Regions from separate parts of the Homo sapiens genome. Here regions 2 and 3 are each linked to region 1. Evidence: chromatin loops called from intact Hi-C (ENCODE). Cell type or tissue: GM12878. All regions are shown on one strand. Each heading gives the region's core, and the rest is flanking DNA. Links, peaks and the distances in the headings are about the cores only. Region 1 overlaps SLC23A2 (solute carrier family 23 member 2). Region 2 has its middle 38 kb from the start of SLC23A2. Region 3 has its middle 33 kb from the start of TMEM230.

The links. Hi-C counts contacts between places; a loop is a spot of excess contacts. Peaks named below come from ENCODE experiments on the same cell type or tissue, not always from the same donor. Only the 100,000 strongest peaks of a DNase experiment are listed, where the experiment ranks them.
Region 2: it touches region 1 in a loop (2.4-fold over the local background); 4 of 110 quality-filtered maps call a loop at or near these places.
Region 3: it touches region 1 in a loop (5-fold over the local background); 2 of 110 quality-filtered maps call a loop at or near these places.

What each region holds. Positions count from the first base shown.
Region 1 is chr20:4,968,534-4,979,171 of GRCh38, reverse strand. It overlaps SLC23A2 (solute carrier family 23 member 2), which reads left to right. Exons shown (of 17, transcript NM_005116.6): 2 at 8,253-8,379. Among named protein-coding and RNA genes, the nearest start is that of SLC23A2, 28 kb to the left of the region's middle. RefSeq lists enhancers at 5,286-5,595, 4,851-6,050 and a silencer at 5,663-5,863. In GM12878, for the core only: no CTCF peak of the experiment used is centred there; DNase peaks (open chromatin) are centred at 5,431 and 5,883; H3K4me3 peaks cover 1,598 bases; H3K27ac peaks cover 2,023 bases.
Region 2 is chr20:5,034,327-5,044,964 of GRCh38, reverse strand. No RefSeq gene overlaps it. Among named protein-coding and RNA genes, the nearest start is that of SLC23A2, 38 kb to the right of the region's middle. In GM12878, for the core only: no CTCF peak of the experiment used is centred there; DNase peaks (open chromatin) are centred at 5,594 and 8,009.
Region 3 is chr20:5,074,994-5,084,312 of GRCh38, reverse strand. It overlaps a transcript of TMEM230 not described here. Among named protein-coding and RNA genes, the nearest start is that of TMEM230, 33 kb to the left of the region's middle. RefSeq lists enhancers at 2,041-2,541, 3,662-3,821, 5,327-5,396. In GM12878, for the core only: no CTCF peak of the experiment used is centred there; DNase peaks (open chromatin) are centred at 3,842 and 5,692; H3K27ac peaks cover 1,705 bases.

The sequences.
Region 1 (10,638 bases), core at 1,050-9,049:
ACAGGCACACGCCACCACGCTTGGCTAATTTTTGTATTTTTAGTAGAGATGGGGTTTTGCCATGTTGGCCAGGCTGGTCTCGAACTCCTGACCTTGTGATCTGCCCGCCTCAGCCTCCCAAAGTACTGGGATTACAGACGTGAGCCTTACAGACGTGAGCCACCGTGCCTGGTCCTTTGCATTAATTTCTTAGTTTTGCTCTAGTAGTATTAAATTGGAGACTTTTGCATCATACTTAGATAATAGCCTTAAATAACTCTTTCTGATTTTACCCTATAGGGTTCTTGTTTAAAAATCGGCATCCGTTTGTATTCCAGCTCTCTGGAAACACTTGTCCTAGCTAGGTTTTAGGGGTTTGCTAGTCTTGTTGGCTCCTTGAGGTTGTGGAGGGGAGCTTAATGTGTGTAGCTTCACAGCATCTGGCTCAGCACAGCTCAGAATAGGTACTACATGTGCCCTGTGTGCATATCCTGGCATTATCCCTTTAACTGTCTCTAGGAGAAATGAGACCAGTATGGGTTCTGGTTCTGGGGCTGCCTCCAACTGGGGATAAGACTCTGTTTCCCCTCTGTGTCTTCCATTGCCAATGGGGGGCCAGGTTGCAGGATTTCTAAGCCCCTTTTGTTCATTCTTTCCACCCCCTTCATTAAGCACTGTCTTTCAGCAGGGTGCTGGGGAGAAGCAGCCTGCCCAGGCTTAGCCATTTCTAGGTCGTCCTCGTTTTGAGTTCACAATTCTGACCTCTAGTTACTTTAATCTGGTTATTATCTAATCGTGATCACTCCTAGACATTTTGGAGAGGTTTAGAAAGTTTTGGGGTTAACAGACATAAAATAGGATTTTCAGCTTAGTTGAAGGTCAACAGTGCTTGTTCACACGCAAAGGCACAGTTTATGAAGGGAAAAATAGAACCATTTGTGTTAACTGAGCTTGACTTATTAGCACCGATAGTTGCCATGGGAGTGTTTTTTTAACTTTGTCATTTTGCCAGGAATGTAAATCGGGGCATTACTCCTTAGATCTTCATGTAATTAGGAGGATGGACAAAGCCCCTATTTTTCTTGAATCAGGAGTTTATTATCCCGTTTATAATACGGGAGTAAATTAGGAAAGGTGTCTTTAATTTTTTTGTTTGTTTTTGTAGAGACCCTTGTTATGTTGCCCAGGCTGGTCTTGAACTTCTTGGCTCAAGTGAGATTATACAGTGTGAGCCACTACCAGTATCTTTCGTTTTTTCATGATAAGTACAACTTAGGCATTGAGCAAAACTGTTTTTAGTGACTTGTCTTGCATATATATTTATGAATTTTGAGCTTTTAAAAAATCACAAATAGGCCAGGTGTGGTAGCTCATACCTGTAATCCTAGCACTTAGGGAAGCTGAGGCAGGAGGATCACTTGAGCTCAGGAGTTCGAGACCAGCCTGAGCAGCATAATGAGATCTCGTCTCTTTTCTTTTCTTTTTTTTTTTTTTGGGGACAGAGTCTCGCTCTGTCACCCAGGCTGGAGTGCAGTGGTGCAGTCTCAGCTCACTGCAGCCTCTGCCTCCCCATTTCAGGTGATTCTCCTGCCTCAGCCTCCCCAGTAGCTGGGACTACAGGTGCATGCCACCATGCCCAGCTAATTTTTGTAGTTTTTTAGTAGAGTCGGGGATGGGAGGGTTTCACCATGTTGGCCAGGCTGGTCTCGAACTCCTGACCTCGTGATCTGCCCACCTCAGCCTCCCAAAGTGCTGGGAGTACAGGCATGAGCCACGGTGCCCAGCTTGAGAGCTTGTCTTTATTAAAAAAAAATAATAATAATACGTGTTCATTAATAATGGTTAAAGTAGAAAAACAAAAAGAAATAGGACACCACCTACATCTGAAACCCTGGGAAGATCCAGTTAATATTGTAGTAAGTGTCCTAGAATGCCTATCTTGCTGAAGAAGTCATGTTCATAAAGAGAGAGATGTTCTGCCTTTTTTCACCCCACTTTGTAATAGATCATAACTATTTCCCTGTGTCATGATAGTATACTGCAGAGTGGCCCTGTAGTATTTTATCATACAGTGTTTTGCTATCGTAATTTATTCATTCAGTCTTTACATAGTGGATTCTACTTGTCCTACAACTGAAATATGTACAATTACATTCATCTAATTACTTTTCTAGAACAGTGATTTCATTGGATATGCATTTTTGTTATTTTTTTTTTGAGATGGAGCTTCTCTCAGCCACCCAGGCTGAAGTGCAGTGGTGTGATCTTGGCTCACTGCAACCTCCGCCCCCCTGATTCAAGTGATTCTCCTGCCTCAGCCTCCTGAGTAGCTGGGACTACAGGCGGGCGTGTACCACCACACCTGGCTAATTTTTGTATTTTTAGTAGAGACAGGGTTTCACCATGTTGGCCAGGATAGTCTCGATCTCTTGACCTCATGATCTGCTGCCTCAGCCTCCCAAAGTGCTGGGATTACAGGCATGAGTCACCGTGCCCGGCAGACTCTCTTTTTTTTTTGAGATGAAGTCTTGCTCTTGTCCCCCAGGCTGGAGTGCAATGCCATGATCTCGGCGCACTGCAGCCTCTGCCTCCGGGTTCAAGCAATTCTCTTGCCTCAGCCTCCCGAGTAGCTGGGATTACAGGTGCATGCCACCACGCCCAGCTAATTTTTGTATTTTTAGTAGTGATGGGGTTTCACCGTGTTGGCCAGGCTGGTCTCGAACTCCCGACCTCAGGTGATCCGCCCATGTTGGCCTTCCAAAGTGCTGGGATTACAGGCGTTAGCCACCGTGCCCGGCCGGGGAGGGACTTTCTAGCACAAAAGTAATAGAAGAAATTGCAAAAAGATACTAGTATGACTTAAGAGAGACTTAAAAAATGTCCTCTATTTCAAGTGGTATAAACAAAATGGAAAAAGCAGTCATTTGCTTTTTCTGGGGAAAATGCTTTCAGTAGACAAAGGGTTAATATCCTTAACCTATAAGAAACTCTTGCAAAAAGAAAAAGCAAAGTAAAAGTAGGAAAAAAAAAAGAAACTCTTGGCCGGGCGTGGTGGCTCATGCCTGTAATTCCAGCACTTTGGGAGGGCGAGGCAGGTGGATCACAAGGTCAGGAGATCAAGACCATCCTGGCTAATACGGTGAAACCCCGTCTCTACTAAAAATATAAAAAATTAGCCGGGCCTGGTGACAGGTGCCCGTAATCCCAGCTACTCGGGAGGCTGAGGCAGGAGAAAGGCGTGAACCCGGGAGGAAGAGCTTGCAGTGAGCCGAGATCGCGCCACTGCACTCCAGCCTGGGCGACAGAGCGAGACTCTGTCTCAAAAAAAAAAAAAGAAAGAAAGAAACTCTTGCAAATGAATCAGAAAAACCCAAACACGTACTGAAAAAAATGGGTAAAAGGCACTTACAGTTCATAAAAGAACTGTAGACACATGGATCAAAGAAATCAAGATCAAAACCAGATGTCATTCTTTACATGTCATATTTGCAAAAATTAAAAAAAAAAAAACAGGCGGGGCACGGTGGCTCACGCCCGTAATCCCAGCACTTTGGGAGGCCAAGACAGGTGGATCACTTGAGGTCAGGAGTTTGAGACCAGCCTGGCCAGCATGGTGAAACCCTGTCTTTACTAAAAATACAAACATTAGCCAGGCGTGGTGGTGCGTGCACGTAATCCCAGCTACTTGGGAGGCTGAGGCAGGAGAATGGCTTGAACCCGGGATGTGGAGTTTGCAGTGAGCCAAGATGGCACCACTGCATTCCAGCCTGGGCAACAGAGTGAAACTCTGTCTCAAAAAATAAATAAGTAATAAAAAACAATCTAGGAATGGCAAGTGAGGTTAACGTCATATTCTTTCTTTTTCTTTTTTTCTTACTCACCGCTGCACCAATGAAGAAATACATAGTTTTCTTCCGTTGTGCTTTGTCAGTTTGTCTGCATTCCCAGAAGGAATTGGGAAGCTTTTTCATTTCCCATTTCTTACGAGGAAGGCTGGGAAATAACTAAGAATTTGTCTGGGCCTAGCACCTTTTGGAAAAGAGTAATTTGCTTTTGTAATTTTCTCCATTTATTGTTACTTGTTCAGGTTTTCAAAAAATAGTTTTTGGCCAGGCACGGTGGCTCACACCTGTAATCCAGCATTTTGGGAGACCAAGGCGGGTGGATCACTTGAGGTCAGGAGTTCAAGACCAGCCTGGTCAACATGATGAAACCCCATCTCTACTAAAAATACAAAAATTAGCCAGGTGTGGTGGTGGGCCCTGCAATCCCAGCTACTCGGGAGGCTGAGGCAGGAGAATCGCTTGAGCCCTGGAGGCGGAGGTTGCAGTGAGCTGAGATCACGCTACTGCACTCCAGCCTAGGTGACAGAGCGAGACTCCGTCTCAAAAACAAAAACAAAAACACTGAAAAAATAGCTTTCCCCCCAAAATTGCCCATTTCATCAAGATTTTCAAGTGCATACATGTGCCTCTTTTGTAAGACCTTGAAAAAAATACAAACATTGGGAATGATAGTATAAGGATAAAGGATATAAGGGTAGTATAAGGTTAAAAATAAACTTAAAAAACAAAATGCCAAAGCATGAAGAATATGTAGTGTTTGAGTTTGCCCTTGTTTTCAGAAGATATTTGTCATATTCAGGAAGTATCTTTTAATTTGCATTGAAGATATTTGGTTTTTGCTTTTTATTTATTTTTATTATTATTATTTTTTTTATTTTTTGAGACGGAGTTTCGCTCTTCTTGCCCAGGCTGGAGTGCAATGCGCGATCTCGGCTCACCGCAACCTCCGCCTCCTGGGTTCAAGCGATTCTCCTGCCTCAGCCTTCCCGAGTAGCTGGAATTACAGGCATGCGCCACCATGCCTGGCTAATTTTGTATTTTTAGTAGAGATGGAGTTTCTCCATGTTGGTCAGGCTGACCAACTCCTGACCTCAGGTGATCCACCCACCTCAGCCTCCCAAAGTGCTGGGATTACAGGCATAAACCACCGCGCCTGGCTGGTTTTTGCTTTTTAAATCAGGAGGAAGTGTTTTGTCAGCCTTTTTGGCATCTACTGAATTGATAGAATGATTTGGCTGTTCAAAGGTTCTGGCCTGTTATGATACTGGCCCTGGCATTCTCTCCTTCCTGCTTTTGAAGAGTTAACATCCCTTTTTAAGGAAATGATGTTGAGTCAGTGGTAGATGTTAAATAACATAGTAAGATACACAGATGGCAATTCTGTAGTATTTCTTCCCCAGTTTTTTGTTGAATGTTTTCTGTATGAAGTCAGTGTCTGGAAACCACAGCATGTAGTATGTACTTTTGCACATCCTAATTAAGAAGCAACAGAAGCACTGTGAACAGATTCTTGAGAGTTCAGCGGGCCTTGATGGGGGAAAGTCATGTGGCCATGAGTGTGTCCCAAGTGATGTTTCCTCTGACCTGCCGCAGCGCCCAGGCTTTGATCTCAGCCCCGTAGCCTTGCGTGCAAAGGACAGTTTTCATGTTTCCAGAGTGCGGTGGAACCCACGAATGGGAGGGGCATTCAGCGGAGCGCTCTGCCAGAAGTTCAAGGTTGCTTACTGATAGCTCAGTCTTGTTTTTGTTTGTATCGTGATTCCTTCTTAACTCCTTCCTCAGAGATTCCTTTCTCAAAAATGTATTTGCATGTTCCCAGTATTAAAACCTCTGACCCAGTTCTGTGGTTTGGTCTCAGTACTTGTTCTGTGCAGTAGTTAAGTCCTTCCAGCCATCTTGCCACTCAGCTTAGAAAAATACTCTCCAAAAACATGTCTTTAAGGAGTCATAGTACTTTCGCTTCCCCATTCAGAATTTTCCAATGATTTGTAGCTAAAAATGACATTCTGTTAATTTGCACTTTGCCCTCATGGAGCCGTTTTTAATTAATAGTTTTTTAAAGGATTTGCAAAAGAAGCATACACATGTTGAAAAATAATTCTAGCTTGTCAGACTTGTGTTTAGTAAATTGAGAAGGTCACACGATCTTTTCTTATGTCCCCCCACCACTTCAAAGCAGTTTGATCTGTATCCTTGCCAGCCCTGTTCTGTGTACACAAATGCATACTATGTAATTATCCTTTTAATAAAAGTGAAATCATAACCACACATATTGTACAACCTGTATTTTTCAAGGAACTGTATTTGTTATTATAACTTAACTGAAAGTAAGCCATTCTTTTAAAGTGTCTCTCTTGTTTTCTTTTCTCATGTTCTTTTCATTATTCCTCTTGACTAGACATTGATGGATGTCACCTTTGTGCCTCCCTTCTGACATTGCAAATTTCTGATAAACATAGCTTAAGGCTTGGCATAGTGGCTTGTGCCTGTAATCCCAGCACTTTGGGAGCCGAGGCGGGTGGATCACCTAAGGTCGAGTTCAAGACCAGCCTGGCCAGCATGGTGAAACCGTGTCTCTACTAAAAATACAAAAAATTAGCCAGGCATGGTGGCGGGCACCTGTAATCCCAGCTGCTCGGGAGGCTGAGGCAAGAGAATCGCTTGAACCCGGGAGTGGAGGTTGTAGTGAGCCAAGATTGCGCCACGGCACTCCAGCCTGGCTGATAGAGCGAGACTCTGTCTCATTTAAAACAACAACAACAACAAAAAAACCCCAAAAAACCCCCCAAAAACCCCCACATAGCTTAAGATAGATTTATGTGTAGAGATTTTATTTTGAGAAATAAATTACTACTTTTTTTTTCCTTGCATGCAAAATGTTTTAGAAAGGGAAAGACATCAATTTCTTCATTCACGTTCTAATAATTTAAAGTGAGTATTTTTTCCCAAATAGCACAAGACCAGTGTTTAGTTTCCAAAATTAAAAAAAAAAAAAAGACTCATTAATGGTTCCTTGAAGGCTGGACTGGTACCAGTCTGATGGCATTTGTGTGCTATTTAACTTGGGGCCGTTGGCGATTGTTGATGCTAACTTGCCCAAGAACAAATGGTAAAAGTTGATGTCTCAACATAAGGATTTTCCAGTGAAAATCTGGCTAAACTGTTGGTTGCCTTGCACGTTTTTCTTCACAAGGGAGGGCCAGGCTCATGGCTGGGGCTGGGATGGCTGTTCCCAAGACAGCCACTGAGTCAGGCTCTGGGTTCCCTTTATTGTGGAACATATGCATAGGTACAAGAGTGGATAAAACATAGCCGTTTAATAAATAGTAAAAGAAACATCTGTGTACCTGCTCATATCCCAGTTTGAGAAACAGAATGTGACCGGCTTTTTGAGAAGCACCCTCCCCGTGTGCTAGTACATTTTTAAGAGGCTTTAACAGAAAGTGACTTATTTATTTATTTTTTTTAAATCAAAGACCCTGTGCTAGGGAATATGGAGTTTAAAAGTTATCAATGGAGAAATCCCAACTGAGTGCAAATCACTTTTTTTGCTTTTGTTTTGAGATGGCGTGTTGCTCTGTTGCCCAAGTAGGACTGCAGTGGCACAGTCATGGCTCACTGCAGCCTTGACCTCCTGGGCTCAAGGAATCCTCCTGCCTCAGCCTCCTGAGTAGCTGTGACTACAGGTGTGTGCCACCACGACGAGATAATTTTTTTTTTTTTTTTTTTGTAGAGACAAGGTTTCACTATGTTGCCCAGGCTGGTCTTGAACTCCTGGCCTCAAGTGATCCTCCCATCCCAGCCTCCCTACAGGTGTGAACCACCGTGCCTGGCCCAAAATTGCTTTTTATTTATTTATTTATTTTTGAGACAGAGTCTCACTCTGTCATCCAAGCTGGAGTGCGGTTGCACAGCTCACTGCAACCTCAACCTCCTGGGCTCAGGTGATTCTCCACCTCTCAGTCTCCTGAGTAGCTGGGATCACAGGTGTGCACCACCACACTTGGCTAATTTGTGTGTGTGTGTGTGTGTGTGTGTGTGTGTGTGTTTTGTAGAGACCACCCTATTGCTCAGGCTGGTCTCGAACTCCTGGGCTTAAGTGACCTGCCTGCCTTGACCTACCAAAGTGCTGGGGTTACAGGTGTGAGCCACTGTGCCTGGCTGAAAAGTTTTTTTATAGGTGTTCTAAAATACTATCTTTCAAAATACTTTGTAGAAATGGAGAGTGGATTTTTAAAGAATTGAGGGTGCAGTTTGTGACCCTGCCTAGAGACAGGCTGGGGCCTTGGAGGCAGTCCATAAAAATGAAGTAGTAATAGAGCAAATTCTAGGATTGGGCATGGCTGGGTGAAAAATAGACTCCATTCATGCAGAGTACCTCCTGCTAGGTTTGTTATTACTTTTAATTTACCATTTGCTTTTCTCCAGCTAGGTCTTGACTCCACTAACGGGGACTTCTCATACGGCTTTGAACTTGGACCTTGGTGCATAAGCAAATGTAACTCAGCGAATTGTAATGGAAAGCATATGGACAGGTCTACGCCACATCACTTAGGTGCGTGTAAAACACAATCTCCAGTTGTGTTTCCTTTTCCTTTTCTTACTTTTTCTGAAACAGGTTCTTGCTCTATCACCCAGGGTGGAGTGCAGTGGCACGATCACAGCTCGTGGCAGCCTTGGCCTACTGGGCTTATGTGATCCTTCTACCTCAGCTTCCCAAGTAGCTGGGACTACAGACGTGAGCCATGGTGCCTGGCTAATTTTTAAATTTTTTTTTCTTAGAGATGGGGTCTCACTATATTATCTAGGCTGGTTTCCAACTCCTGGGCTCAAGCGATCCTCCTGCCTCTACCTCCCAAAGTGCTGGGATTATAGGCTTCAGCCACCATGCCTGGCTAGTTATGCTTCATGGTAGAATTGGGCTGGCAGCTCTGTAGCATTAGAACCCTTTTGTACTTGACCTTACCTTTGTACGTTTTTTACGTGTTGAGAACGGTCTAAATGCACAACCTTTGGAATAATGAATTGTTAGGTTAATGCTAATGATAAGGTAATAGACTTCTTTAGGCCAAATTCCACGCAAGTAGATTAAACTAGAAAATAAACAGGCACAGTCTTGCCACTTATATTAATTACAAAGTAGGAGGTAAATATTTTCAGTTTTCTTTCATGCTTTTGACTTTATTATCAGCAAAAATTTGTTGAGTACCTCCTGCTCTTGGCCCTCCGTGAGGTTTATACGTGAGGAACCTGGAGTGGAAAGAGATTTAAGAATTGTTTCCTCACCCCTTTTCAAGCATTCTCTGCAGTTTAATTAATGAGACTAACCACATGTACATTACTCAGGAGCATTCTTTTTTTCCTCCTTCTGTTGTTTCCCTTATCCCCAAAGCTTGATGAACATTTTGATTATTTTTAATTTTTTGCTATTATAAGCAATACTGCAATCAAATTTCTTCTTGGGGAAAACATCTTAGCAGTAGTAGTGATGGGCACAGTGCATGACCTTTTAAAATTTGATACATGTATAGGTAAATTATCCTTCAGAAAAGCCGCAAGTGTTTCACATCTGCCGATACATTCTCTCAGATACTCTGCTTCTGGATGTGGTGGTGCACGCCTATAGTCCCAGCTACTCTGGAGACTGAAACAGGAGGATCACTTGAGCCCAGGAGTTCAAGGATTTAGTGAGCTCTGATTGTGCCAGCGCACTCTAGCCTGGGTGGCAGAGTGAGACCCTGCCTCAAGAAAAAAAAAAAAAAAAAAAGGATGCTGTCAGATACATTGACTTGTTAAAACTAAATTTATTCAGTATGGTGGATGTAAAATGTTATGTCAGTGTTGTTTTAAAAAAATTTTATGTGCAGTAAAATTTACTTTCTGTGTACACTTATAAGAGCTTTTACAAATACTTAGAGGGGATCACTCCTTTTAAAAAAATTTTAAGACTTCTAATAAAGGCTGGGTGTAGTGGCTCATGCCTGGAATCCCAGCACTTTGGGAAGCTGAGGCGGGCGGATCACCTGAGGTCCGGAGTTCAAGACCAGCCTGTACAACATGGAGAAACCCTGTCTCTATTAAAAGTACAAAAAATTAGCCAGGCATGGTGGCGCATACCTGTAATCCCAGCTATTCGGGAGGCTGAGGTAGGAGAATCGCTTGAACCTGGGAGGCAGGAGGTTGCAGTGAGCCGAGATTGTGCCATTGTACTCCAGCCTGGGTAACAAGAGGGAAACTCTGTCTCAAAACAAAACAATGACAACAACAAAAAAAACCAAAAAACACTTCTAATAAAGAAGTCTCTACTTACTACTAAAAACAAAACAAGGCCGGGCACAGTGGCTCACACCTGTAATCCCAGCACTTTGGGAGGCCAAGGTGGGTGGATCATGAGGTCAGGAGTTCGAGACCAGCCTGGCCAACATGGCTGGTGAAACCCCGTCTCTACTAAAAATACAAAAATTAGCCAGGCATGGTGGCGCACACCTGTATTGCTAGCTACTCTGGAGGCTGAGGCAGGAGAATTGCATGACCTCAGGAGGCTGAGGTTGCAGTGAGCCGAGATCATGCCATCGTGCTCCAGCCTGGGTGACAGAGACAGACGTCGTCTCAAAAAAAAAAAAGAAAAATACACATCCTGACCTTTTTAATGATTTACCTTGTCAAGCCTGTTTTCTTAGTTCTGAAGGAAGAGGACACCTGGCTCTTTTCTTAGAGGTCACCTTTAATACCAGGTCTTTCTTTGAAATCACTCCCTTAGTTCATCCATTTTTCTCATTGGCATTTTCACCATTGCAGTTGCCAAGGTCATTTT
Region 2 (10,638 bases), core at 1,031-9,030, 66 kb before region 1:
GAGGTAGATTGAGTCAATGCACTTTTCCTCTATCTGGTCAGAGTTCTTGAAGGTATTTTTCTTCTGAACTTGGGTGGGGTTTGCAGTGGGGTAGGGGAAAAGAGAAATGATTCTGACACATACAAGAAAATGCTCCTTTGTGGGGCACGGGGGCAGGAGTTGCTTCCAAAAGGACCCAACAAAGACCTGTAGGGAACGTTTAAATTTATCTGTGTGTGGCCGGGCATGGTGGCTCATGCCTGTAATCCCAGCACTTTGGGAGGCCAAAGTAGGTGGATCACCTGAGGTCGGGATTTTGAGAGCAACCTGGACAACATGGTGAAACATGGTGAAACCCCGTCTCTACTAAAAATACAAAGTTAGCCCGGCATGGTGGCGCGTACCTGTAATCCCAGCTATTCGGCAGGCTGTGGAAGAAGAATCTCTTGAACCTGGGAGGCGGAGACTGCAGTGAGCCAAAATTGCGCCATTGCACTTCAGCCTGGATGACAAGAGCGCAACTCTGTCTCAAAAAATAAATAAATAAATATCTGTGTGAACTAGCACTTGAGAGACTGCAGCCTCAGGCAGTTTTCAGCCCTGTGCACACAATGAAATTACCTAAGGGGCTTAAAAAAAAATACGGAAGCCTGGGTCCCACCCCAGAGGCTCTGAGGGAAGTAACCTGCAGTGCAGTTTTTAACCATCCACAGGTGTTCGTCATGCAGCGCCAAGGTTGGGTAATGAAGAGCTGACATTGATTGAAGCTTACTCTGTGCCAAGCTCCATTCTACAAGTTTTACTTCACAATAACCTTACAAGACAGGTCTACTGTTATCCTTCATAGAGGGCCATTGAGGCACAAAGAGGTTAAGTGCTGGCCAAGGACACCCAGTTCATAAGGGGTATTCTCTCCACTTGAACTTCAGAGCCCATGCCCCTTACCACAGTGCTGTGCCAGCAAGGGTTGCATGCCAGGCCCTGCCATGATCCTGCCCCAGTTTCCCCTGGGGAAGAGAAATGAGCCAAAACCTAAAGGGCAGGAGTAGCTGGCCATGGTGGCTCATGCCTGTAACCCCAGCACTGTGAGAGACCGAGGCAGGAATATCACTTGAGCCCAGGAGTTCAAGACCAGCCTGGGCAACATAGCAAGACTCTATCTCTACAAAATAACTGTTTTTAATTAGCCAGGTGTGGCAGAGTGCGCCTGTAGTCCTAGCTACTCAGGAGGCTGAGGTGGGAGGATCGCTTGAGCCCAGGAGGTCAAGGGTGCAGTGAGCCGTGGCTTTGTCACGGCATTCCAGCCTGGACAACAGAGCGAAAACTTGTTTAAAAAAAAATAGAAATAAAAGCAGGAACATCTCCTTCTCTACTAAACCGGTCCAGGCACCAAGGACATTGCTGATGAGCACAAAAGGGAACACAGGAGTCTGTTTTAAGCTCCTGATGCCAGTGCCTCCATGGAGCAGCCCAGATATGACCACCATACCCTGAGTGAACTGCCTCCCAGAGATGTCTGGGTGACCCTAGATCCCCTGGCTCCTCTTCAGCCCCTCCTGATTCTCATCAGTGTTTGTTGCCTCCCAATCCAAAGAGTGCATGGAATTCATGACATGCATCTTCTTACATGGGCCTGCAGGGTAGGAGACATCAACACTGCCCCAGCAAATCGAATATGCAAGCTAGAGCCTGTGATCCGACAGAGAACTGAAGCAGTTGTTTTTCCCAGTCTCCTGGGGAATGTGAGATTCGTTCAGTGTCATCCTCACCCCAGCTGAGGATTCCTGGGGAGCCAGAAGGAAGCTGGGAATATAAAATGGCGGCGGCCCACCCACACCCCAGCCAATGTGAAAATAAGTCCTGAGAGAAAAAGGGAAGCTGGGTGCTGTGGCTCATGCCTGTAATCCCAGCACTTTGGGAGGCCAAGGCAGGAGGATCACTTGAGCTCAGGAGTTCGAGACCAGCCTGGGCAATGCAGTGAGACCTCATCTCTACAGAAAATTAGAAAATTAGCTGGGCATGGTGGTATGTGCCTGTAGTACCAGCTACTTGGGAGGGTGAGGTGGGAGGATCCCCTGAGCCCTGGAGGTCAGGGCTGCAGTGAGCCCTGATCATGCCACCATACTCCAGCACTCCAGAGTGAGACCCTGTCTCAATAAATAAATAAAGCAATAAAATGGAAAGCATAGAAGGCAAGAGAAAAAGAAAAAAAACAGAACAAGATTATAGCTTAAAGTCCCCCAGTGTCAGATCAAGAGTTTAAAAATGAGCAGTCAGGTCGGTTGTGGTGGCTTATGCCTATAATCCCAACACTTTGGGAGGCCAAGACGAGCAGATCACCTGAGGTCAGGAGTTCGAGACCAGCCTGACCAACATGGAGAAACCCCGTCTCTACTAAAAATACAAAATTAGGCCAGGCACGGTGGCTCACACCTGTAATCCCAGCACTTTGGGAGTCTGAGGTGGGCAGATCACGAGGTCAGGAGTTCAAGACCAGTCTGGCCAACATAGTGAAACCCCATCTCTACTAAAAATACAAAAAAGAAAAAGAAAAATTAGCCAGGCATGGTGGCGTGTGCCTGTAATCCCAGCTACTCAGGAGGCTGAGGCAGGAGAATCGCTTGAACCTATGAGGTGGAGATTGCAGTGAACCGAGAGTGCGCCACTGCACTCCAGCCTGGGCAACAAGAGCGAAACTCCGTCTCAAAAAAAAAAAAAAAAAAAAAAAAAAAAGAGTAATAAAGGGAGAAGCACAATGAACCAAGGGTTTACAAATGTTGAAAAGATTAAAACTGAGATCAAACATCTGTGATAAAAAGTTATGCATAACCAGCCTGGCCAACATGGTGAAACCCCGTCTCTACTAAAAATACAAACATTAGCTATGCTGGAGGCGCGCACCTGTAATCCTAGGTACTGGGGAGGCTGAGGCAGGAGATCGCTTGAACCTGGGAGGCACAGGTTGCAGTGAGCCGAGATCACACCACTGCACTCCAGCCTGGGAGAGCGAGACTCCGTCTCAAAAAAAAAAAAAAAAAAAAAAGTTACGCATTAAAAGGTCATCAGTGAGGAGGTTAAATAGGATAGAGAGTTAAAAAAAAAATCCCGCTAGCAGCAGCTGGGGAGAGACTCTTGAAAAAGGGTTTTTAGGACATGCCAAGCTTCTAGCAAGTCCTAAAATAGGCAGGAAAGCTGCAGGCACTGTCAGCATCTGCAGGCTCCAACACTGAACCTTCACGCAGGGTCCTCTGGGCTGGGGCCTTCACTTCCATCTCAGGAGCCCTGGGGCAGAGTTCTCTGGAAGGCTGCTTCTTTAAGTGGGGCCCTGGAACCAGCTTCATCCCAACACAGGAGCTTGTGAGGCGTGTAGATTCTCCGGCCCCATCCCAGGCCACTGACTCAGCAACTGCATTTTAACAAGATCCCCAGGGGATACATTGTACATGAAAGTTTGAGAAGTGCTGCTTCAGAAAAAATACCACATCTCCTTCCTTTATTTTTAATTTATGAAGTATTATAAATAGCCAAAGAAATAATGAGAACATTATGGCAAATGCTTAGGAACCTACAACACAGATACAGCAAAAGTTAGCATTTTGATAAATTTGCTTCAGATCTATTTTCTTCTCTCCTTCCTTTAGAGGCAGAGTCTCACTCTGTCACCCAGGCTGGAGGGCAGTGGTGCAATCTCAGCTCACTGCAACCTCCGCCTCCCAGGTTCAAGAGATTCTCATGCCTCAGCCTCCCGAGTAGCTGGGACCACAGGTATGTCCATCATGCCCGGCAAATTGTTTGTATTTTTAGTACAGATGGGGTTTCACCATGTTGGCCAGGCTGGTCATGAACTCCTGGCCTCAAGTGATCCACCCACCTTGGCCTCCCAAAGTGCTGGGATTACAGGCGGAAGCCACTGGGCCTAGCCTTTCTTTCCTTAATGCAACATTAGAGGTATAGTTTCTTCCTCTCATCGTCACCTTTCCTCACAGGTCTCTTTCCTTCCCTGGAGATTGCTGCTGCTATGATGTTAGTGTGTTTCTTCCCCAGTTTGCACCTTTATTACAAATGCAAGAATCAATAAAGACAGTGTCACTCTGTGTGCATTTGATTTTACATAAATAGTCCCATACCTTATGTACCTTTCTGCAACTTGCCTCTTTAACCAGCATTATGTCTTAAAGGTTTATGCATGTTGATAAGTTCACTCATTTTAATAGCTGCATAGTATTCCTTTGATTGTATATTGTGAGATGTATTTATTAGTTCTCTTATTGAGGGACAAATAGGCTATTTCCAGTTTTTTGCCATTGAAAAAAAAAAAGCTGAAATGAACATTTGCAGGTATCTCTGTGAACATGTATGAGAGCTTCCCAGCTGCAAATATCTGGAAAAGGCTAATCCGGGTTGCCCACTATCTAGATCGTTATATTAACTAGTATTGGCAAATTGCTTTCCAAATTGGTTGAGGCTATTTACACTCCTGCCAACCACGTATGAGCATTTTTTTTTTTAAATAGAGACAAGTTCTCCCTATGTTGCCCAGGCTGGTCTCAAACCCCTGGGCTCAAAGGATCCTCCAGTCTCAGCCTCCCAAAGAGTGCTAAGATTACAGGCCTGAGCCACCACACCCGGCCCCTCTTTTTTATTTTTATTTTTTTTTTGAGGCAGGATCTCTCTCTGTCACCCAGGCTGGAGCGCAGTGGCATGATCATGGCTAACTGAAGCTTCAATCTCCCAGGCTCAAGCCATCCTCCCACCTCAGCCCCCTGAGTAGCTGGGACAACAGGCAGGTGCCACCACCAGCTAATTTTGTTTATTTTTTGTAGAGACAAGGTCTCACTTTGTTGCCCAGGCTGCTCTCAAACTCCTGGACTTAAGTGATCCTCCTGCCTCAGCCTCCCAAAGTACTAGGATTATAGGCATGAGCCACCACACCTTCTCAGCACTCTTCCATATCCAAATGCTCTCCAATGCTTGATTTTGTTGGTGTGTTAGACACTGTAGGCTGGCTAACCCAATACCTGTCTAACTCTTTCTGCCCAGCCTACCTGTATTATACATATTAGAAAACGGAACACTCACATTCTCATCTCCCCTTCATCTGGGGTGGCCACATAATGCAATCCTGGACACTGTGTCTCTCGTGTTTTATTAAGGAAAAAAAATAGAAGCACAATTGGCAAAACATCAGTGTTTGTTCAGAATCGATCATAGGTACACATGTGGGAGTTATATCATTTTCGGTTCTTTTCTGGATGTTTGAAGTATTTTGTATAGCAAAAGTTGGCTGGAAGCCATTTAAAGCTTTTGCTTTTCTGACAAAGCATGCTGATGCCTTAGTCTTGCTCTTCTCTGATTATGGCTTTAAAATGGGTGAGATGTCAGGGAGCACATCAGCTACCTCAACAACGTGTGGCTGAGCAATTGAACCGATGCTCACGTCACTTACCTCCAGAATTCTTGTTTGTTTGTGTGTTTGAGATAGGGTCTCACTCTGTTGCCCAGGCTGGAGTGCAGTGGCACGATCACAGCTCACTGCAGCTAAAACCTTCCCGAGTTTAGGTGATTCTCCCACCCACCTCCTCAGTAGCTGGGACCACAAGCTCACACGACGGCGCCTGGCCACAGACTTGTTATGTGAGAAAAAGAACTTCCTATTTGTCTGAGTCATTTAGTTAGATCTTCTACTGCTTGTAGCCTAATGCATTTCTTTTCTTTCTTTTTTTTTTTTTTTTTTTTTTTTGGAGACAGGGTCTCACTTTGTTGCCCAGGCTGGAGTGCAGGGGTGTGATCTCGGCTCAGTACAGCCTTGATCTCCCAGGCTCAAGCAATCCTCCTGCCTCAGCCTCCTGAATACCTGGGACTGTAGGTGCCCACCATCACACCCGGCTAATTTTTAAAAATTTTTATTTCTGCCCAGTGCGGTGGCTTACGCCTATAATCCCAGCACTTTGGGAGGCCGAGGCGTGTGGCGTGCCTGAGCTCAGGAGTTAGAGACCAGCCTGGGAAACACAGTGAAACCCTCTCTATTAAAATACAAAAAAATTGGCCAGGCATGGCAGCGCACGCCTGTAATCTCAGCTACCTGGGAGGCTGAGGCAGGAGAATCGCTTGAACCCAGGAGGCTAAGGTTGTAGTGAGCTGAGATCGTGCCACTGCACCCCAGCCTGGGAGAGAGAGAGGCTCCGTCTCAAAAAAAAAAAAATTATTTCTAGTAGAGACAAGGTTTTAATATGTTGTCCAGGCTGATCTCAAACTTCTGAGCTCAAGTAGTCCTCCCCTCCCACCTTGGTATCCCAAAGTGCTGGGATTATGGGCATGAGCCACCGTGCCCAGCTGCCTAATGCATTTTTGATTAAATAGGCAGGCTTGCTAATATTTGCCGATCTGAAGGATGTAAGATGGTATCTTTGTGTTTTAATATACATTTCCCTAATTACTGCAGAGATCGAGTTTCTTTTTGTCTGTTTATATGTTTCATATGTTTATTGGTCATAGAAATCATTCCTTTGTTCATTTTCCTTTTGGATGGTTTGTCCTTTTCTCATTATTTGTAGTGGTTTTTTTTTTTTTTATGGGGGGGGTTCTGGGGTTTTTTTTTTTTTTTTTTTAAGACGGAGTCTCTGTTGCCCAGGCTGGAGTGCAGTGGCATGATCTCAGCTCACTGCAACCTCTGCCTCCTGGGTTCAAGCGATTCTCCTGCCTCAGCTTCCCAAGTAGCTGGGACTACAGGTGCCCATCATCACGCCCTGCTAATTTTTGTATTTTTAGTAGAGATGGTGTTTCACCATATTGGCCAGGCTGGTCTGGAATTCCTGACCTCAAGTGATCTGCCTGCCTCCGCCTCCCAAAGTGCTGGGATTACAGGTGTGAGCCACCACGCTGGGCCTATTTGTAGGTTTTAAAAATATTTTGAAAAATAATAATAATAATAATAAAAGAAAAGTTTTGGATATCAATTCTTTCTCAGTTATATACATTACAAATATCTCTTAATTTGTAGCTTTTCTTCTCATATTATTTATGGTTTTCCATGAAAATGTACAAAAGGATTTACATTTTATTTATTTTTTTATTTTTCTTTTTTTTTTTTTGAGACGGAGTTTCCCTCTTGTTGCCCAGGCTGCAGTGCGTTTATTTTGCTTTTTTTTTTTTTTTTTTTGAGACGGAGTTTCCCTCTTGTTGCCCAGGCTGCAGTGCGGTGGCGCGATCTCGGCTCACCGCAACCTCCACCTCCCAGGTTGAAGCAATTCTCCTGCCTCAGCCTCCCAAATAGCTGAGATTACAGGCATGTGCCACCACGCCCGACTAATTTTGTATTTTTAGTAGAGATCAGGTTTCACATGTTGGTCAGGCTGGTCTCAAACCTGTGACCTCAGGTGATCTGACCACCTCAGCCTCCCAAAGTGCTGGGATTACAGGTATGAGCCACCCTGCCCGGCTTCTATTTTTTTTTTTTTTCTTTTTTTTGAGACGGAACCTCACTCTGTCACCCAGGCTAGACAGCTCAGTGAGGTGATCTTGGCTCACTGCAACCTCCGCCTCCTGGGTTCAAGAGATTCTCCTGCCTCAGCCTCCGGAGTAGCTGGGATTACAGGCCCAAAGCACCAAGCCCAGCTGTATTGCTACTTACTTTATTTTATTTTATTTTATTTTTGAGACGTACTCTCACTCTGTTGTCCAGGCTGGGGTGCAGTGGTGCGATCTCAGCTCACTGCTGCAACCTCCTCCTCCAGAGTTTAAGCAATTCTCTGCCTCAGCCTCCCGAATAGCTGGGATTACACTATGTTGCTACTTTCTAATGGTAAAATAACGTCCTTGCCTTCCTGGGATAAATACTGATTGGTAATGTTTGTTTTACACATAGTTGTATTTGGCTAGCTAATGTTTTATTCATAATTTTTGCATCTATGTAGGTGAAACTGAACTATTGGTTTCCTTTTCTTACTTTTTTTTTTTTAATGTTTTTGGCTAGGTGTGAGATTTCCCTTACAGTAGCTAGTGACTAGATTCACATGGGTTGTTGAATTTTGTTTCTTAGTTTGGGTAAGATGGAGGTTTTCTGTTCCTTAAAGTTATAAAAGTTGCCTGTGAGGACATCTGGGCTTGGTGAAGTGTTTTGTGGTTATAATTTTCTTTCTCACTAGAATTTTTTATTCAGATTCAATTTTACTTATATGTAAGTCTATTCTATTCCTCTGTCTCCCGGGTTCAAGCGATTCTCGTGCCTCAGCCTCCTGAGTAGCTGGGATTATAGGCGCCTGCCACCATGTCCAGCTAATTTTTGTATTTTTAGTAGAGACGGGTTTGACCATGTTGGCCAGGCTGTTCTCGAACTCCCGACCTCAGGTGATCCACCCACCTCAGCCTCCCAGTGCTGAGATTACAGGTGTGAGCCACCACAGCCGGCCTACTATGTTTCTTCTTGAACAATTTTGGTAATGATATTTTTCCATGTAATTGTTCACTTTATCTAATTTTTCACATGTAAAGTCTACCATACAGAGTCCAAAGCTTAAGAAGAGTTCCTCATTTCCCTTCTCTTGTAGGGATTGGACCAACAAGGACAGGTGGCAAAAAAAAAAAAAAACAAACCTAAAAAAAGATGCTTTTTTTTGTCTCTGATGAGCCACAACCTCAAAAAGACATGGGAAAAGAGCTGTTAATTTCCAAAATACCCCCACTTACATCCATTAAAGACTATCGTCGGGCACGGTGACTCACGCCTGTAATCCCAGCATCTTGGGAGGCTGAGGCAGGTGGATCATGAGGTCAGATCAAGACCATCCTGGCCAACATGGTGAAACCCTGTCTCTAATAAAAATACAAAAATTATCCGGGTGTGGTGGTGTGTGCCTGTAATCCCAGCTACTCGGGAGGCTGAGGCAGGAGAATCGCTTGAACCCAGAAATCGGAGGTTGCAGTGAGTGAGCTGAGATCACACCACTGCACTCCAGCCTGGCAACAGAGTGAGACTCTGTCTCAATAAAAAAAACAAAAAACAAAAACAACAACAACAAAAAAAATCTCTTTGTCACTTTAAATATCTTGGCTGGGTACAGTAGCTTAGACTGTAATTCCAACACTTTGGGAAGCTGAGGCAGGAGGATCACTTAAGGCCAGAAGTTTGAGACCAGTCTGGGCAACATGGAGAGACCTCCCCACTCCCTGCCCCCACCATCTCTTAGAAAAGTAAAAAAAAATCTGGAAGTGATGGTGCATGCCTGTGGTCCTAGCTACTTGGGAGGCTGAGGCAGGAGGACTGCTTGAGCCCAGGAGGTCAAGGCTGCAGTGAGCCATGATCTCACCACTGTGCTCCAGTCTGGGTAACAGAGCAAGATCCCATCTTAAAAAAACAGAACAAAACCCATTAAATATGGCCGGGCATGGCTCATGCCTGTAATCCCAGATCCCTGACAGGCTAAGGCAGGAGAATCACTTGAGGCCAGGAGTTCAAGACTAGCCTGGACATATAGTGAGACCCCTGATTCTGCAAAAATACAAAAATTAGCCAGGTATGGTGCTGCATGCCATAGTCCTGCCTGCTGGGGAGGCTGACATGGGAGGATTGCTTGAACCCAGGAGTTCAAGGTTACAGTGAGCTATGATTATGCCACTGCACTCCAGCCTGGGCAACAGAGTAAGATCCTATCTCTAAATAAAATAAAAATTTTAAACTAGCTGGGCAAGGTGGCTCACACCTGCAATCCCAGCACTTTGGGAGGCTGAGGCAGGTGGACCACCTGAGGTCAGGAGTTCCAGACCAGCCTGGCCAACATGGTAAAACCCCATCTCCACCAAAAATACAAAAATTAGCTGGGTGTGGTGGCACACACCTGTAATCCCAGGTACTCAGGAGGCTGAGGCAGGAGAATCACTTGAGCCTGGGAGGCAGAGTTTGCAGTAAGCCAAGATAGTGCCACTGCACTCCAGCCTGGGCAACAGAGTGAGACCCTGTCTCAAAAAAAAAAAAAAGCCTCATTAAACAAGGGCATTCTCAGCATATAGGAGATGGAGTGAACAAGGGCCCCCATGGCCCCATGGTAGGCAGGAAAACAAGGGTGAATTCAGGTGAAGGTGAACACCAACTTGGCAGGAAGGAGGCTTCCCTGGAACAGGCAGAGAGATAAGGTAAAAGCTTACCTTGCAGAGACTGTGACCAGGAGATGCAGACCTGGAGACCAGGCGGTGAAGGAGGTAGAACTTTATCTTGGAGTAACCTGGTCTTCAACCTTTTGCCAGTTTTATCCTGGAGTAAGCTTGTCTTCAGTGTTTTACCAAATGCACCATTTTGTGCCACCCCTCCGTTCCCTGCCCCCCACCTGTCACCTTGTCTAAGATAAATGCACCATTTTGGAGACAACTGGAGGACAGAAGAGGGGGAAAAGACACCAACTGCCTTTTCTTACTACTTATAAACCCTGTTTTGTTTGTTTTTTGTTTATTTATTTTGAGACAGAGTCTTTCTCTGTCACCCAGGCAGGAGTGCAGTGGCATGATCATAGCTTACTACAGCCTCCTGCCTCAGCCTCCTGAATAGCTGGGACTACAGACACACACCACCGTGTTCAGCTAATTATTTTTCTTTTTCTTTTTCTTTTTTGAGACAAAGTCTCACTCTATCACCCAGGCTGGAGTGCAGTGGTGTGATCTCAGCTCATT
Region 3 (9,319 bases), core at 1,320-9,319, 100 kb before region 1:
GGTGGAGGTTGCAGTGAGCCGAGATTGTGCCACTACACTCCAGCCTGGGTGAGAGAGCAAGACTCCGTCTCAAAAAAAAAAAAAAATTAAAATAGAATATTATGCAGCCATAAAAAGAATAAGATCGTGTTCTTTGCAACAACACAGATGGACCCGAAGGCCATTATCCTAAATGAATTAACGCAGGAACAGAAAACCAAATACCACACATTCTCACTTATTACAAGCAGGAGCTAAACCTTCAGCACACGTGGGTACAAAGAAGGGAACAGTTGACACCGAGGCCTACTTGATGGTGGAGAGTGGGAGGAGGGTGAGGATCAAAAAACTACCTTTCAGGTACTATGCTCATTACCTGGGTGACGAAATAGTCAGTATACCAAACCCCCACGATACATAATTTACCCACGTAACAAACTTGCACATGTATTCCCTGAACCTAAAATAAAAGAGAGAGAAAAAGATCTTATGCCTCCAAATTTTCAGACCTAGTTGAACAATATTATGGAAATTTTCTACTAAACATTGAAGAAAGACTGTAGGTAATTTGGCATTCTAGAATCTAAAGCAAGAGAAAAGTTTAGAAGCAACACTGTCCATTTAACAAGCCTAGTAGAATGCTTATATCAAAGCCCATCCAAACGAATGTGTTAAGAAATGTACATGCCAACTTCATTTATAAATATTGATTTTAAGATTGTAAATAAATTATAATAAGATAAAACCAAGCTGTGGGTTAAAACAAATGGGCAAAGTCAAAGGTATATTAAGGAAATCTGTGTGTACTTGAGTGCCCTAATAGGTTGAAGGAGAAAAATCATATGACTCTCTTCTTGATAGAAGCCAAAAAACCATCAGACAAAATTCGACAGCTATTCCTGATTTAATAAAAAGGCATATTAAAACTCCCTAGCTGGGTCTTTCCTCTCAGAGGTCCCCACTCTCTCAATAGAGAGAGAGAACTGTTTTTCTTTCTCTTTCTTCTATTAAACCTCTGCTCCTAAAAAAAAAAAAAAAAAAAAAAAAATCTCCCTAACCAACTTCAAAAAGATGGGCCCTAACATCATCAAGTATATGAAGAATTAGGCCGGGTGCGGTGGCTCACGCCTGTAATCCCAGCACTTTGGGAAGCTGAGGCAGGCGGCTCATATGAGGTCAGGAGTTCGAGACCAGCATGGCCAATGTGGTGAAACCCCATCTCTACTAAAAATACAAAAATTAGCCAGTTGTGGTGGTGCACGCCTGTAATCCCAGCTACTCTTGAGGCTGAGGCAGGAGAATCGCTTGAACCCGGGAGGTGGAGGTTGCAATGAGCCGAGATCGCGCCATTGCACTACAGCCTGGGCGACAAGAGTGAAACTCCATCTGAAAAAGAAAAAAAAAAAAAAAACAATATGAAGAATTAATCACAAATGCCATAACTAATAATAAAATACCAAATACCTTCCCATTAAAATCAGAAACAAGGTAAAAATGCCCACTAACGTCTATCATTTTGATTGAACAAAGCCAAAGGAGGTATGAATGTCAATATACAGATAGCCTTGCAAGAAATAAGGGTTTCCTTAAGGCTGGGCATGGTGGCTCAAGTCTGTAATCCCAGCATTTTGGGAGGCCAAGGTGAGCGGATCACTTGAGAGTCAGGAGTTTGAGACCATCCTGGCCAACATGGTGAAACCCTGTCTCTACTAATGGTACAAAAATTAGCTGGGTGTGGTGGTGGGCACCTGTAATCCCAGCTACTCAGGAGGCTGAGATAGGGAGGATTGCTTGAGCCCAGGAGGTTGAGGTTGCAGTGAGCCTAGATCGTGCCACTGCATTCCAGCCTGGGCAACAGAGCAAGACTCTGTCTCAAAACAAACAAAAACTATGTAGTTATTTTTTAAAAAACTAAAAATACAAAAATTAGCCAGGCATGGTGGCATGCACCTGCAGTTCCAGCTACTTGGGAGGCTGAGGCAGGAGGATCACCTGAGCCTGGGAGGCAGAGGTTGCAGTGAGCCGGGATTATGCCTCTGCACTCCAGCCTGGGCAACAGAGCAAGACCCTGTCTCGAAAAAGAGAGAGAGAGAGAGAGAAAGAGAGAGAGAAACAAGGCTTTCCCATTTTCTTCTTCTTTTTAAAAAATTTCAGTGAATGGCTGGGCGTGGTGGCTCCCAGCACTTTGGGAGGCCGAGGCAGGTGGACCACCTGAGGTCAGCTATTTGAGACCAGCCTGGCCAACATGGCGAAACCACATCTCTGCTAAAAAAGAAAAAAAAAGACATAAAAATTAGCCAGGCGTGGTGGTGGGTGCCTGTAATCCCAGCTACCCGGGAGGCTGAGGCAGGAGAATTGCTTGAACCCGAGAGGCAGAGGTTGTAGTGAGCCGAGATTGCACCACTGCACTCCAGCCTGGGTGACACAGCAAGACTCTGTCTAAAAAAAAAAAAAAAAAAAGAAAAAAAAGAAAATCAGTGAATTTCAAACATGAGTGACCATTCTCCCAGGTGATGGAAATTTACTCCTCGTCATAATGAGAGTGTTCCCCTTTCTGACAGCAAGCAGGGAGGGCTGTCATTTAGTGTCAAGGCCTCCAGAAAGGAGGATCATCTGACTCTTGAGTGTCCACACTGGCTAAGATGTATTTTGTTTTGTCTAGGCTTTGGGTACTGGTGATACAGGTAGCTGTGGTTTTGTTCCCTGTTCTCAGCTATGAACATTCTTCTGATCTGTGTCTCTTAGCTCCTTCTGCACCCCATTTGGGCATGTGGGAGCTTTAGGTGGCGTGTGTGCCTACTTCGTGGGAGTGTTCAAGGTTCTTTGCTACCTTTGGGCTCCTTCTGGACACACATCAAATTGTTCTGCTGCTCCGCCGGGGTGCGTGAGAACCATGTGGGCTGCCAGACCCAGCTCCCCTGCTGTGCCCATAGCCTTTTCACTGTCTTGCCACTTCCCAGACTCTACTTAGAAAAAGGGCATGGGTCCCTTCCGATTCCAGCTTTCTGGCTTGTCAAGGATATCTCTTGTTCTCCTGCTGGCAGCTCGCCCCTTCCATCCCCCACCGCCCACTTACAGCAGTTTTTTGGGCTTCTAGGGGAGGGGATAAGATGCAGGGACACATCTCAGATTCAAACCCACATGCTTCTCTCTAATTCTCCTCTTTCTCTGCATCTAGAGACTTCTAGTTAAAGAAGCACTTATCAAACAATCTATGATGGAAGACCAGTTTTGTTTTATTTCCAATTGTCATGAATTAATCTTTTTGGCCTGTACACTGTTGAATGAAATGAGTCTGCCAATCATGCACTTGGATATTGTGACAACATCATATTGCTGTAACAGCTGCTAAATGTTTGTTCTCAATATCTGTACTTAACTCATCATGGACAGTAACAGACAGTTCATGGATCAGCAGGGGTCCAGGGGCCACAGTGTGTAACCTGGTATAGAGTGTCACTCGCCTCATCTGCTATTTCAAGTCTGAGAAAGATGGCTGGGTGCAGTGGCTCATGCCTACAATCCCAGCTTTGGGAGGCCAAGGTGAGTGGATCGCCTGAGGCCAGGAGTTCGAGACCAGCCTGGGCAACATGGTGAAAATTAGCCTGGCGTGGTGGCGCATGCCTGTAGACCCAGCTATTAAGGAGGCTGAGGCGGGAGAATCACTTGAATCCGGGAGGCAGAGGTTGTGGTGAGCCGAGATTGCGCCACTGCACTCCAGCTTGGGCAATAGACTGAGACTCCATTTCAAAAAAAAAAAAAGACAGAAAGACTTTAGAAACTAAAAATTTCAAGAACTTGACTTCCTTTTTCTACATTCTGCTGTGTCATTCCTTCCCTAAGCCAGTAGGCACTGAACACGCTAGCTGCTGCCAGGCTGGAGAGAAGCAGTCATGGGGTCACAGAAGACAGTAGAAATTAAATTGTATCAGTTAACACAGCAACTTTCAGTCTTGCTGTAGAAATGAGAAGTATGAAACTGGTACAAAAAGAAAAAGGAAAGAAACAAAGATGAGCAACTAATCATAATTTGTGAACACATTAATTGCAACTTACAAAAACCAAGAGGATTTTTCTTCTTTATTTTCCGGCGTCTACATTAAGGACACAGAGATTTTTTCAAAAAGCTGTTTGCACTAATAAGAGAGCTTAGCAGCAGGATAGATGATTACAAATAATATCAAAATTGAGAGAACTTCTACTCTACTAGAATAACATTTAGGAACATTGTCTCATTCACAATAACTATAAAACAAAATACTTGAAGATCAAATTAATAGAAAGTTACTGAAGATAGTAACCCAGCTTTTATTAGTTTTATAAAATAATCTTCTTAAGTATCTCAGTAAGATGTAATGATTTTTTTCAAACAAACAAAAACTATGCAGTTTTTTAAACTAAAAATACAAAAGTTAGCCAGGTATGGGGGTGCATACCTGTAGTCCCAGCTACTCGGGAAGCTGAGGCAGGAGGATCACCTCAGCCTGGGAGGCAGAGGTTGCAGTGAGCCAGGATCGCACCTCTGCACTCCAGCCTGGACAACAGAGCAAGACCCTGTCTCAAAAAAGAAAGGAGAGAGAGAAAATAAGGCTTTCCAATTTTTTTTTCTTCTTTTTTAAAAATTTCAGTGAATTTCAGTCGTGAGTGACCATTCTCCCAGGAGATGGAAAGATTATTTCATTACACTAGTAAAAGCTGGGTGCAGTGGCATGCACCTGTAGTCCCAGCTGAGGTGGGAAGATGACTTGAGCTCAGGAGTTGGAGGCTGTAGTGATCTATGATTGTGCCATTGCACTCCAGCCTCGGTGACAGAGCAAGCTGTCTCTAAAAACAAAACAAAAACCTAAAGTCTCAATATTATAAAGAAATGCAAATTCATCTACAAATGCAATTCCATTCTAATCAAAATCACATAGAAGGAGTGGGGGAATTCAACAAAGTGGTTCTGAAATCTATCTAGAAATAAAAGATTAATATAATAGCCAAGGAAAAGTCAAAGGGGAAACTTGAGAATACTTAACCTCTTTGATATTAAATGACATTACAAATCAGGCATGCTGTCTTGTGCCTGTAGTCCCGCTACTCAGAAGGCTGAGGCAGGAGGATTCCTTGAACCCAGGAGATCAAGGCCAGCCTGGGCAACATGGCAAGACCCTGTCTCTAAAACAATAAAATAAAATGGCATTATAAACCTACAGAAATTAAAACAGGGTGATTCTGCATAGGCATTGAAAGAAAAATCAATGGAACAGAAACACTATGCAAAAAGAGTCACAAATATCAGCAAAATTTTGTATGTGATAAATGGGCAATTAAAATCACCAGAGAAAGGATAGCTTGTTTAATAAATAGTGTTGGAATAACTAATTAACAAATGTAGGCTGGGCCCATTGGTGCATGCTTGTAGTCCCAGCTACTTGGAAGGCTGAGGCAGGAGGATTGCTCGAGGCCAGGAGGTTGAGGCTGCAGGGAACCATGATCACACCACTGCAGTCCAGCCTGGGCAACAGAGCAAGAGTCTGTGTCTCAAAAAAACACACCAAAAGACAAGTGGCCCAGTTCTGTGGGCTCATGTTTGGATTGAACTTCCTCATCTCTTAAAGGAGGGCGTCGCCACATGACTTGCCTTGGCGAGGAAATGTGAGTTCAAGCAATATGTGTCATTTCTGAGTAGCGGCTCTAACCGCCAGTTTCACTTTCCCTCTGCCACGGTCCTAGAGTGATCGTGATGCACAACAGAGCCCCGCGTTGACCCATAATGAACACAAAGTGCGAGAGTGAAGTACACCTTTGTTGTGTTAAGCCACTAGATTTGGGGGTTTCTGTCATGCAGCATATCCCAGCCTACCCTGGATGATACAGTCTCTATCTCATACTTCACACCTGTTAGAGGAAAAACAAGTCACCCCAGGAAATTAGAAACATGAATGATTAGCATTTGCTGGGAGTATCTGTGCTTCCAAAGAGGGTGATAGGGAGAAGCCATTGTTTATTCAACAGAGTGAAGGACCGGCTACATAACTTGTAACTTGTGGGGCCCAGTGCCAAATGAAAATGCGCAGTCCCTTGTTTAAAAACTGATTAAAAACTTCAAGAGGGTGACAGCAGAGCATTAAATCAAGCACAGAGTCCCTCTAAGCATGGGTCCCTGGGCGTCTACACAGGTCACACACCCAGGAAATCATGAAGCATCTTTGGCTGTGTCTAATTGACATGTCTGCATCCTCCCTTTTCTCCTGAGCCAGTTTCTACTGCTCTGCCTCAGATTATACTTCCATGGGGCAGTGAGGTTGATGTCTGTGTGTCATTCATGAAGTGTTGATACAAATATCACCTCAGTGAAGCTAAGCCCCCAGGCCCCATGCTACTTATCTCTGATCCTGATTCATTTTTCTCCTTAATACTCACTACCATCATAGTATATATTTCACAAATTTATCTTACTTACAAGTATTTCCCCTAGTAAGATGGAATCCACAAGGGCACAGATTTTTTTTTTTTTAGTTGAGTCTTGCTCTCTTGCCCAGGTTGGAGTGCGCTGTTGCAATCTCAGCTCACTGCAACCTCTGCCTCCCAGGTTCAAGTGATTCTCCTGCCTCAACTACCCAAGTAGCTGGGACTACAGGCGCCTGCCACCACACCCTGCTAATTTTTGTATTTTCAGTAGAGATGGAGTTTCACCATATTGGTCAAGCTGGTCTTGAACTCCTGACCTCAAGTGATCCACCCACCTCAGCCCCCCAAAGTGCTGGGATTACAGGTGTGCGCCACCATGCCCAGTTAATTTTTGTATTTTTAGTAGAGACGGGATTTTGCCATGTTGACCAGGCTGGTCTGGAACTCCTGACCTCAGGTGATCCACCCACCTCCCAAAATGTTGGGATTACAGGCGTCAGCCACCACACCAGGCCAAGGACCAGATTTTTGTCTATTTTGGTCACTGTGTAACCTCAACATTTAGGATAGCCTGTCAGATAGCTGGGACTCAGTAAATGTTTGGTTTTTGTTTTGTTTTGTTTTGTTTTTGAGACAGGGTCTTGCTCTGTTGCCTAGGCTGGAGTGCAGTGGCACAATCTCAGCTCACTGCAGCCTCTACTTTCCTGAGCTCAAATGACCCTCCCACCTCAGTTTCCCGAGTAGCTGGGACTACAGGCACATGCCACCATGTTCAGCTAATTTTGTTTGTTTTTTGTAGAGATGGGGTCTCACTATGTTGCCCAGGCTGATCTCGAACTCCTGGGCTCAAGCAATCCTCCTGCCTTGGCCTCTCAAAGTGCTGGGATTACAGGTGTGAGCCACTGCACTCTGCCAATATTTGTTGAAAGAATGTATGAATGAATTTAAAGAATATCAATTGACTGGGCATGGTGGCTCACACCTGTAATCCCAGCACTTTGAGAGGCCAAGGTGGGTGGATCACCTGAGGTCAGGAGTTCGAGTCTAGCCTGGCCAACATGGCGAAACCCCGTCTGTACTAAAAATACAAAAATTAGCCAGGTGTAGTGGCGCTTGCCTGTAATCCCAGCTACTCTGGAGGCTGAGGCAGGAGAATCGCTTGAACCCAGGAGGCAGAGGTTGCAGTGAGCCAAGACTGTACCACTGCACTCCAGCCTGGGCAACAAAGCAAGACTCTGTCTCAAAAAAAAAAAAAAAAAAAGAATATCAATCCAAGAATATAAACAGGCAAAGTATACACAGAGAATATACATAGATGCCTGTTACATAACAGACAAATACAAATTGGTGAGTCCATCCATTCAACGATATTTATTTATTTCATTTTATTTATTTTTTTGAGATAGAGTCTCACTTTCAGCCAGGCTGGAGTGCAGTGGCGCGCTCTCAGCTCACTGCAACCTCCACCTCATGGGTGCAAGTGATTCTCCTGCCTCAGCCTCCCGAGTAGCTGGGATTACAGGCGCCCGCCACCATGCCTGGGTAATTTTTTGTATTTTTAGTAGAGACGGGGTTTCGCCATGTTGGCCAGGATGGTCTCGAACTCCTGACCTCAGATGATCCGCCTGCCTTGGCCTCCCAAAGTGCTGGATTACAGGCGTGAGCTACCATGCCCAGCCAACAACATTTAATGCTTGCCTCTCAAGTCACTGCATCACATCATCCTCTGGGGCACAATAACAACCAGACCATAGAAAGTACCCTTAGGACACTTCCTGTCCAGTGAAGGACTTGGGTGCTTGAGCTATTGCTGCAATTTTTTTTTTTTTTAGACAGGGTCTTGCTCTGTTGCCCAGGTTGGAGTGCAGTGACACTATCTCAATTCACTGCAACCTCCACCTCCCAAGCTCAAGCGACCCTCCCACCTCAGCCCCACAAGTAGCTAGTACCACAGGTGCGCACCACCACGCCCAGCTAATTTTTGTATATATATTTTTGTAGAGACAGTGTTTTGCTATGTGGCCCAGGCTGGTCTCAAACTCCTGGACTCAAGTGATCTGCCTGCCTCGGCCTCCAAGTGTAAGCCACTAAACCTGGTCTCATTGTTAGAAACCTTGACAGCAATTGCAAAACATGATTTCATAGGATGTCATGAGGTTGGGCCCCTATAGGAAAAAGATTATTTTTATTTATTTATTATGATTATTATTTTTGAGGCGAAGTTTCTCTCTTTCGCCCAGGCTGGAGTGAAGTGGTGCGATCTCAGCTCACTGCAACTTCTGCCTCACGGGTTCAAGAGATTCTCCTGCTTCATCCTCCCGAGTAGCTGGGATTATAGGCGTGTGCCACCAAGCCCGGCTAATTTTTGTATTTTTAGTAGAGATGGGGTTTAACCATGTTGGCCAGGCTGGTCTCAAACTCCTGACTTCAGGTGATCCATCCACCCTCAGCCTCCCAAAGTGCTGGGATTATAGGCATGAGCCACCGCGCCTGGCCTCTTTTTAGTTTTATTTTATTCTTTTAAATCAGCTTTACTGGAGTACTATCTGTGTTCCATAAAATGTACCATTTTAGGCCGGGCGCGGTGGCTTACGCCTGTAATCCCAGCACTTTGGGAGGCCGAGACGGGTGGATCACCTAAGGTCAGGAGTTCGAGACCAGCCTGATCAACATAGAGAAACGCCATCTCTACTAAAAATACAAAATTAGCCAGGCCTGGTGGCGTATGCCTATAATCCCAGCTACTCAGGAGGCTGAGGCAGGAGAATCACTTGAACCCGGGAGGTAGAGGTTGCAGTGAGCCGAGATCGTGCCATTGCACTCCAGCCTGGGCAACAAGAGTGAAATTTTGTCTCAAAAAAAAAAAAAAAAGTACCACTTTAACTATACAGGTTGATGCACTTAGATAAATGTATATACCTACATTCTGTATGCCTTTTTTATT